2 separate regions of the Homo sapiens genome follow, and region 1 is linked to region 2. A link is a contact called in ENCODE Hi-C or POLR2A ChIA-PET data. All regions are on one chromosome and are shown on one strand. The core of a region is the stretch at or near the end of the contact, and the rest is flanking DNA. Distances in the headings are between cores, read along the strand shown.

Evidence for each region. Hi-C counts contacts between places; a loop is a spot of excess contacts on that map. ChIA-PET counts read pairs that join two places held with the same protein, here RNA polymerase II (POLR2A). Pooled maps may share reads with other maps.
Region 1: a pooled map shows a loop between it and region 2 (5-fold over the local background). The contact joins two enhancer-like sites. A Hi-C loop is called at or near these places in 6 of 50 pooled maps. POLR2A ChIA-PET finds 5 or more read pairs at or near these places in 4 of 52 experiments (CD8-positive, alpha-beta memory T cell, HEK293, activated CD4-positive, alpha-beta memory T cell and 1 more).

The regions. Positions count from the first base shown.
Region 1 is chr2:181,141,329-181,146,216 of GRCh38, reverse strand. All of the region lies in intron 1 of LINC01934 (long intergenic non-protein coding RNA 1934), which reads right to left. Among named protein-coding and RNA genes, the nearest start is that of LINC01934, 20 kb to the right of the region's middle. Within about 2 kb of position 3,481, at least 3 of the 41 ENCODE cell types and tissues checked have a DNase peak (open chromatin) inside an H3K27ac peak, as active enhancers do.
Region 2 is chr2:181,223,190-181,228,213 of GRCh38, reverse strand. It overlaps LINC01934 (long intergenic non-protein coding RNA 1934), which reads right to left. Exons shown (of 5, transcript NR_130784.1): 2 at 1,679-1,743. Among named protein-coding and RNA genes, the nearest start is that of MIR4437, 80 kb to the left of the region's middle. Within about 2 kb of position 3,178, at least 2 of the 41 ENCODE cell types and tissues checked have a DNase peak (open chromatin) inside an H3K27ac peak, as active enhancers do.

The DNA of each region.
Region 1 (4,888 bases), core at 2,232-4,731, 82 kb after region 2:
CTAGATCTACACTTCCTGAGTCATTCATTTTGTGACTATGCTGGTATTTGGAAACAAGGTAAAAGAATTGTTAATTTGTGAGCTCTTGTATAAACGATAAATATGATTGAGAAACCATGTAACAGTAGTGTAAAGCTTCACAAATCCACCATACATAAGATGCTGTGGCTGCACTACAGCAATGGTAGGTAGTAAGAGATGACAACTTGCTAGCAGCCCTCGCTTGCTCTCCATGCCTCCTCGGCCTGGGTGTCCACTCTGGCCACACTGGAGGAGCCCTTTAGCCCACCACTGCGCTGTGGGGGCCCCTCTCTGGGGCTGGCCAAGGCCGGAGCCGGCTCCCTCTGCTCGTAGGGAGGTGTGGAGGAAGAGGCGCCCGTGGCAGCCGGGGCTGCGCAAGGCGCTCGCAGGCAGGTGCGGGTTTGGGGTGGGCGCGGGCTCCGCAGCCCCTGCACTCAGCTCGGCCTGCGGGCGCCTGCTGCGCTTGATCGTGGGAGGAGCTCCCTCTGGGCTGCCAGAGTGCCCTGGCTATGTACCCCAAAGTCCCGTGGGTAGTGCCATTGAGAGATGAAGCCGGCTGGGCTTTTGGGTCAGGTGGGGGCTTGGAGAACTTTTCTGTCTAGCTAAAGGATTGTAAATGCACCAATCAACACTCTGCGTCTAGCTAAAGGTTTGTAAACGCACCAGTCAGCGCTCTGTGTCTAACTAATCGGGTAGGGGACTTGGAGAACTTTTGTGTCTAGCTAAAGGATTGTAAATGCACCAATCAGCGCTCTGTCAAAACGGACCAATCAGCACTCTGTAAAACGGACCAATCAGCTCTCTGTAAAGTGGACCAATCAGTAGGATGTGGGTGGGGCCAGATAAGGGAATAAAAGCAGGCCACCCAAACCCTCTCCGGCAACCTGCTTGGGTCTTCTTCCACTTTGTGGAAGCTTTGTTCTTTTGCTTTTCATAATAACTCTTGCTGTTGCTCACTTTTTAGGTTTGTGCTGCTTTTATGAGCTGTAACACTCACTGTGAAAGTCTGCAGCTTTACTACTGAAGCCAGCAAGACCACGAACCCACAGGGAGGGACAGACAACTGGGAATGGGAAGAAGGAACAACTCTGGGTGCTTTGTGAACTGTCACTGTCACACTCACGGCGAAAGTTTGCAGCTTCACTCCTGAGGCCAGTGAGACAACAAACCCCACCGGAGGGAACAAACAACTCCAGATGCGCCACCTTTAGGAGCTGTAACACTCACCGCAAAGGTCTGCAGCTTCACTCCTGAAGCCAGTGAGACTATGAGCCCAACAAAAGGAAGAAACTCCGGACACATCTGAACATCTGAAGGAACAAACGCTGGACACACCATCTTTAGGAACTGTAACACTCACCACAAGGGTCTATGGCTTCATTTTTGAAGTCAGCGAGACCAAGAACCCACCAATTTCGAACACAGTAGGGCTGGAATTGCGAGCTATACTTTCTGTCACTTAGCAGCGAAGAGCCTGTCCTAAGACTAGTAAGTAGCAGGACTAGGACTCCCTCCCAGGTCTCTGAGCTCATGTTCACTGCTATTATCTGTCACGTGTTCAGCGTCAGGGTTTTTTCTCTTTTCCCAAGTAGCAAAGGCTTTTCACAATTGTGTTGCAAAGACCACACCAGAAACAAGACATACAATACTTGATAACATTTTCTGCTTCACCGATGGAGGACTACAACAACATGTGAGGTTTTCTGGCCTTTAATTTCTTTGAAAAGGTCAAAACTGTTAAAAAGGAACTACTTACTGTATTTTGCTAAAAAACATAAACATTGCAACATTTCAGCTTTCAACTTAGAACATAGGAACATTGCCTCCTGCGATTTTGATTTTAGATAACCAACTGCAAATTCTGATACAACTCCTGGCTGACCTTATCAGTTTATATCTAGGGATGTTCTAATTAAAAATAAAATTGAATTCATTTCTTTATCATACTTTTATACAACCATAGATTTCCCAACTTCCTACCACAGTAGGAGGCACTGTGGCAACGTATCAATATAAACACAGTATGGAAAATTCTAAACCAAACCTGATGGGAAATGCACATGATACTATTATTTGGGCTATGAAAAAAAAAAAAACAACCTTGAGGAAGTCTTTTCTGATTTTATTTTCACTGCACTTTGCTATATGCTGGTAGAGTTTCAGTACATGTGAGCGCTGAGGCCCTCAAAGTAAAAATATGGAGGTCTTGAGGTCAGACCAGCTACCCTGCTGTCATTCATTTCCTGTGCTAAGGTTACACTGAAGATAGTTTTAAAGCTTTGATGTAAACAGAGCAAGATTAAAAAGAAAACTTGAAGAAAACAAACTTTCAGGAAAATAAAGGCCATAATTATTACATTAAAAACTCTGCCCTTTGTGCCTTAATATGACATATCACAAAAATGCCATTTTAATTGTTTTACCATATATTTAAATGTTTTGTATTTGTTGTTATTCCCAGCAGCTAACAATAAGAAAATAGCAACATTAAGGTCAGTTTATTGTTTACTAGAAATCATGATTCTAATGAGCTCTGAAGAAAATGTTAATCATAATTCTTTTGCAGTCTTGTAAAATAAATACTAATGCTTATGTATAAAGTATATATGAAGAAAATATGTATATGTGTGTGTATCTTGAATGGTGATTCTCTTTTTAAAATGATTTCATTTTTCTCTTTTCCATAGGAAAAACTGTTTAATCAATTTTACTAAAATTTCACAGCAGAACTCAAAACACATTGCAACAAAATATTTCAGCATATGCTGAGTAGTGCTCAGACCCTTTATATGCAGATATGTATTCCAGAAGAAGATGGCTCTATAAGTTTCATGCATTTAAAGGGCTTTGTCATAGAAAAGCCTTCGTGCTGGACCAAAGTCAGAGAATCTATAGGCTAGCCCTAACTTAGCCGTCTACTGTATGCTTGAGAGCTCTAACACTCACCTTCATATTATTAAAATGGATATAATTATGAAGTATTCAGAAGAATTAAATCCACTATATAAGTAAAAGCACTTAATAAACTGTAGAATAATAACACAAATGTAACATTCATATTATTAATACTACCTGGACTTTAATGCCAAGGTCAGTATTAAGATTCCAGTATATAGATGGAAATAACTCAAAAAAATCTTAAGTTAATTGTAAGAATAAGATAGGTTATCATTTTAATTTTTCTTTCATTATATTTTTGGAATTATAATGAAGATGATATTTTGAGGAGAGCAAAAAGTCTGCACTTATTCTTAAAGATAAGTGTTCCTCTCATACTTCTACTTATGACAAAACAAATTGTTCATTTCCTACTCCCACTTCCTAGACAAAACTCAAAAATGTTAATTTTTTAAAGAAGGCAGTGCAGCAACTCGATTTTAGAATCCTGTGAATCCTCAAATCCACCAATTACCTCTGTGACCACGAGTAAGTTACCTAACCTGTTTCAGTTTCTTCTTCTATGAAATGTAGATGACAATACTACGAACATCTCAGAAGACTGCTGAGAATATAAATGAGTTACACAGGTTTAGAACTTAGCATGTCTAACACAGAGTAATAACTCAATAAATGTTGTTACAGTATGACTACATATTTCCTCACATTGGCATTTTGGACATGCTGATCAACTCCCAATCTCTATTTGTGAAGACCAAAAAGGTTAGCATCCATCCCAGATTCGTCTTCTTTCATGTGTCAAGACACTTTCCATGTAGAGTCCATTCAGATGAAATTACAGCAATCCCCTCTTTCAAGTTCAATTTGTTTGCCAAAATCATCTGATCCAAGAAAACTCTAATACAATTAGGTAGCTTAATGGCCATAATTTCTAGTCTTAAATAATCACAGTAGACTTAGTAAAGATTTATTTCAAATTCTTGCCATATGATTTCATTTTTTTTCATTTATCTGAAGAAAAAAAGGTGTTTATAGAGCTGCTACCACATTGCAGGCATTATTTTAGGTGGTGGGATACAAAGTTAAGCAAAATCAAACAAACAAAAACTGAAAAACATAATCCCTGCCTTTGTGTAATAAGAAAGATAAATATTAAAGTAATTACACAAAATAAATGTAAATTTTCATCTATATTAAGTGATATAAAGGAGAAAAAGCCAGTGCTATGGGAATATAATTCTGTGGGAAAAAAACAAATTATGTTGGAGAGGGAAAGCTTCTCTGTGGAAGTGATAACTTAGTTAGTATTTGAAGAAACCATGAAACTAACAGAGTGAAAGCTACGAACAATCATGTTTAAAGTACAAGGAGCTACGTGTGGGTAACAGGGAGCATGGGGCTTTCAGGGCATGAAAAAGGGAAAGTGAGACTGGAGCTCAGAAAAGGGAAAGCATGGAGTGAATGAGATGAGGCTGGAAAAGGAAGCCAAGCCTTGTAAGCCATATTGAAGAGTTTGTCTTCTTTTCCTAAGGACAAAGGAACACCATTAAAGAATTTTAAGCATAGGTATATAGAAGAGAAGAAGGGGTTAATATAATCAAATATGAATTGTTCATGCAAACAACAATTTAGAGGGCGTCAGAGTACCTATGGAGAAACAAGCTGGGAGGTTGTTGCTGGAATTCAAGAAAGAGAAAGTGGAGGATTAGACTGAGCTAGAAATTTTGCTAGTGATGGAGGAAGAGCTTGGTTTTCTGCAAAATATACATTCTTCTCTTTCATTGCCCAGGCACATTTTTTATATAAAGACATTTCCCTTTTAAAACATCTAAAGAGTCAAAGCAAGGGGTAATCGTGGGTAAAAGGATCCCATATGCATTTGAAGTCATGAGGGAACAGTTAAAATGCCAGTTTCTAAATAATCAGTATTATTTTCCTCCAGGTAAAAGACCTTGTTTAGTATTAATAT
Region 2 (5,024 bases), core at 1,929-4,428:
ATGCATAATGTATGTAGTAGCAGTGGTTATTCCATGTAGAAGCTAGCTGGGGGGGCAGGAAAAGCATGTTACAATAGCCACAGCTTCCCTAGTATCCCTGGATCTCTGTCAATAAAGTGGGTAGCTGCATTGTGTAGCTGCTTCTCCTGGCTTAATTTCTATAAATGTGTGAGAAAAGAACTCATAAGAGGGAGAAATATCTTCTGTCCACACCCCAGGTCACAGGCATAATCAGAGAATATAATCATTTCCTAATTTCAGAATCCAAGGTATATACCTATGCCTAAATTTTTCCATCATTGGTTATTTCTTGCAGGACAAATAAGAATTTGGTCCCTCACATATTTCACCCAACATGTCGTCCACTTACAATGTACCAGACACTACATATGGTGGGGAGAGTTGAGTTGTGTTCACTCTTTTCCCTTAAGAAGCTAGTGTACAAAAGAAAGATAGTCATGTAAACAATAAGAGATCATGAAAAGAGAACAGAAATCTAAAACCCAAGAGGAAAACTGAGCAGCATAGAGCAGTTCAGAAATCTAGCGGACCTCATAGTGAATAGGCTGGAGCCAAATGCTTCTACCATTGCCTGTGTCTCCATTTGTGTTCATTCCTTAAACTTTGCTTTTTAAAGCATACTTTATAAAAGGAAAATGTGGCGCATTGGTATCACTTTTGGTTGTATGATGTATTGTCATGCTATAATTTTAACAAAGGTGCTATGCTAGCCATAGGGAAGGAGAATATTTCATTCCTTACTCATTGCTAGATTCATGGCTGAGGCACCAATAAAAAAAGACAGATTAATAAGAGAAAAGCGTACTCATTTATTTAATGTAAGCTTTATGTGACACAGTAGCCTTTATAAGGAAACAAAGATTCAAAAAAACAGGTAACCTAGTGTATTTTTATGCTTAGATCTGATGGAGAGATGGATAGATATGGAGAAGTATGATTGGATAAAGTGGGTGTGATCTAATAATAATAAACTGGGGGGAGTTTAGCAAGCCCTTCTCGTTCTGATTCTTCTCTGTGCCCCTGTGCCTTCAAAGATAAAGATGTTCCTTTCCTCTGGGTTTAGGAAGGGCACCTTTCAAATGAAGGTCTCATGACCTGCTTCAAAAAAGAAGGGTAGGAGAAAGCCAAAGAGTGATCTTCTTAGGTTTTATTATATGCTTCAGGTGAGAAGGGTGAGAAGAAGGTGAGAAGGGTGAGAAGGTGAGAGTGGCCTTCCTGCTTCTGCTGTTTTCTCAAATGCCAAGGTGCCATATTTTGGGTAACATGTCCTGAATCCCATTACCACTCTAATCAATTCTAATATTTGATAGTAGAGTACAGAGAATAAATTCCAATTCTTTTATTGAGGCAGAGATATAATTATGAAGTATATACCAACACACATTTCCTAAGTTTATTTGAATATACAGTTGACCCTTGAACAATGCTGGGGTAAGCGGCACTGATCCCTCCCTGTGCAGCAAAAAATCCATGTATAACTTTTGACTCCCCCAAAACTTAACTACTAATAGCCTACTGTTGACCAGGAGCCTTACAAATAACATAAAAAGTTGATTAACACATAAATTATATGCTCTATTATGCACTATATTCTGATAATAAAGTGTGCTAGAGAAAAAAAATTAAGAAAATTGTATGGAAGAGAAAATGTACCTACTATTCTTTAAGTGGAAGCAGATCATCATAAAGGTCTTCATTCTCATCATCTTCACGTTGAGTAGGCTGAGGAGGAAGAGGAAGAGAAGGGGTTGGTCTTGCTGTCTCAATGGTGGCAAAGGCAGAGAGGTGAGAAGGTGGAAAAGGAGGCAGGAAAGGTAGTTATACTTGGTGTATCTTTTATTGAAAAAAAAATCCATGTATAAATGGACCTGTGCAGTTCAAGCCCATGCTATTCAAGGGTCAACTGTAATGAGGATTGATGTATACAGGTTGAGTATCTCTTTTCTGAAATGCTTGGGATCAATGCGGGATTTTGAATATTTTCAAATTTTGGAATATTTGCATATATATAATGAGATATCTTGGGGGATGGGAACCAAGGTTAAACAAAAAATTAATTTACGTTTTCTATACGTCTTATACATGTAGTCTGAAGGTAGTCTTATAAAATATTTCTAATAATTTTGTTCATGAAACAGAGTTTTGGCTGAACTTCAACTGCAGTTCATCAAAGGAGATCAGGTGTGAAATTTTCTACTTGTGGCATGACATCAGCACTCAAAAAGTTTTGGGATTTGGAGCATTTTAGATTTTGGATTTTCAGATTAGGGATAATCAGTTTGTATTATAAATGCAAAACATAGATTTTTAAACAAAAGTTCAGTGAGAAAATTTGGAAAAGTTGTTGATGGGAGAAATAAATTTTATCTAAACTTTACTTCTCTGGCAAAAGTAGAGCCTCCTGGAAAACACAGCTGCCATTAACCCCCCGTATGGGGGAGCTTTTAGGCAAGAAGGAGACTGCCTATTGTCATTAGGATGAAAATGTCCAATAGAACCTTCCACAGCTATTGCAACTCTAAATTTCCCCACCCACTTTGTTAAACTGATATATAAATCCTTCTATTTAGGGATTTATTTAACTACTGGGTCTATTGTCAATTAATTCACAGGTCCCATCACTCAAGCCTAAATTGGTAGAGAAAGAATTTTTCCTACCAACACTGTTCATTCTGTGGCATGAAATGAAGGAAAATAAAACTTCCCCTTCCTTTCCATAGGCAAGATTCCACAGGTCTGAAAATATAGACTTTAAAGTATATTTTTAATATTTACATTCATTTGCTTTGATTTCTTTTTCAGGATTTATGGGATTAGCAAATTTGTTATAGAATTGGATACAACTCATTTATTTTAGGACCATATCAGTATATCCTTCTACTATATCTTGTTAATTATGCAAGATATTAAATAATAGAATTTTTGCTTAATACAAACATGTTTGTGATTAACATAATATTTTCGGTATGTCTGAAATAGAATTTCAAATGTGTTGAACTGAGTAAAAGCTGTTTTATAGAATGACAGACATCTTAGTCAAGGCTAAGCATATCTAGAAACAAAGCATGAATATCAAAAGGGTAACGTGCGATCTTAGTTTCATGTACTCATATTTTAAGAATCATATATAAATTGTGGTACTCACCACACCCAAAACAGTGATATGTTTCCATAGTAACTGTTGATCTACTTATAACAAAACAAGGATGGTGAGGAAGGAGAAACAAAGAAAACAAAGTTAAAAACAGAATTAGCCCTGAATATATAATGACCACAAGAGAAACAGTTTGGTAGAGCATGTTGAGAGGGAATATTAACTCAGGAAAATATTAGGAATTTGTGATATTTTTGAAGACAAGAGTTATGTTTTCTGTTTCTTTTAAATCTTTCTGTAGTCTGAAAAAAAGCCATGCACACAAGGGGCAATCAATAATTAAATGAGAGAAAGACAGAGAGGGAGAAAAAGAGAAAGAAAGTAAAGAACAGAGGAAAGGAGGAAAAAAATGAAAAATGAAAACATTCAAGAAAACAAACATCTCTCTACCATCAGATCAATAGGCATGAAAATAATAGAACAAATAACAATAATCAGTTTTCAAAAATAATGATCAACTGTGAATGCTAAAGGGAGAAAATATCCCTTTTTAAAACCTATCATTGTAGGTGTTCACAAATGCCACTCAAGTCACTCTCAACTCCGGTTGCCACTTTAATAAGAAAGGCTCAGCCTGAAGGTGAATTATTTTCATAAGTTTGAGCTTAATTCATTCAGCCAGTTTGAATTTTGAGAACAGAAAAACATGTTTCCTTCCCCAGTGGCATTTTTATACTCATATAAGTCAAAAGTAACTATCCCGTCAGCAACTCAAGTAATAAAAGAAAAGCATGAATTTGAAGATTAATGCACTTAAACACACATGGACATTTTACAGCATGTTTGTAGGTATTTTGGTTTTCTAAATGTAACCTTTGACGTTTAACTTTTGTACATTCTTTTCTAAGCTTAACTATCTTTAAACTTTCAATAGCAATTAAAAACTAAATTGACCATATTACTAAGGTTAATTTACTTGTGTTGCAGATTAAAACAAAAATTATTCTGGCTGTACTTACAAAGCAGTTTGCCTATGTAAACTTCAAGGCTTTATAAGAAGATCATCTGGTGATAAGTTTGGAATTACTCTGTTGACTGAATAGAAACTATGTGCTTCTGAGACTTGGCTGTGCACACAAATCACCTGAGATCGTTAAGATGCAGATTTTTATTTAATAAGTCTGAAGTAAGGCCTAAGGTTCTGATTTTGGACATCCAGCTGATGTGAAACAGACCACATTTTGAGTAGCAAAGCTTTAGAGAACTATAATCTTTTGTTAAATATTTTCCATTTTCTTTTCCTTTTCGATTTGTGATTGATTCTTTTACAATCTTAACTTGTAGAAGAGTGAAGAGTTCTAGCCCTTTATGTTGCGTAGTACATAAAAAGAACTGCACAAATGGACTCTCCTTAGAAATTTGTAAGAATTGCTTCCCCTAAAAAGTTTGATTGTTTTCCTACTTGTCTTTGGTAATGATGAAGATCGCTGATCCTTTGGAGTTCAATTGTTGGGACAAATTTTGCTGCATTTACAAAAATGTGCTGATGTAAAAGTCTAAAAAGTAGCACAGATTCTAAAGACATCTCCAGACCTGAGTAACAATAACATTTTTGGCGACACACAAAGGAACAGGAAATTGTAATGAGTTTCTTTTAGCCCAAAAAGCAACCACAAACTATATTTCATACTGTTATTGGAACAACAGAATCAACATCCTCCATATGGGCCAGCAAAAAAGACACCTTTAAAATGCTATTGGAAGCAATAAATTGAAAAATGGGGCAGGTTAAGTGTGTAATGATACAAGCAAGACACAAACAGGAAGCCAGCAAATCTTAAGGGAGATCTTCCATGGCCTCAACTCTATTAAAATATACACATGGAAGTAGTTTTTCATGATTTTTTAT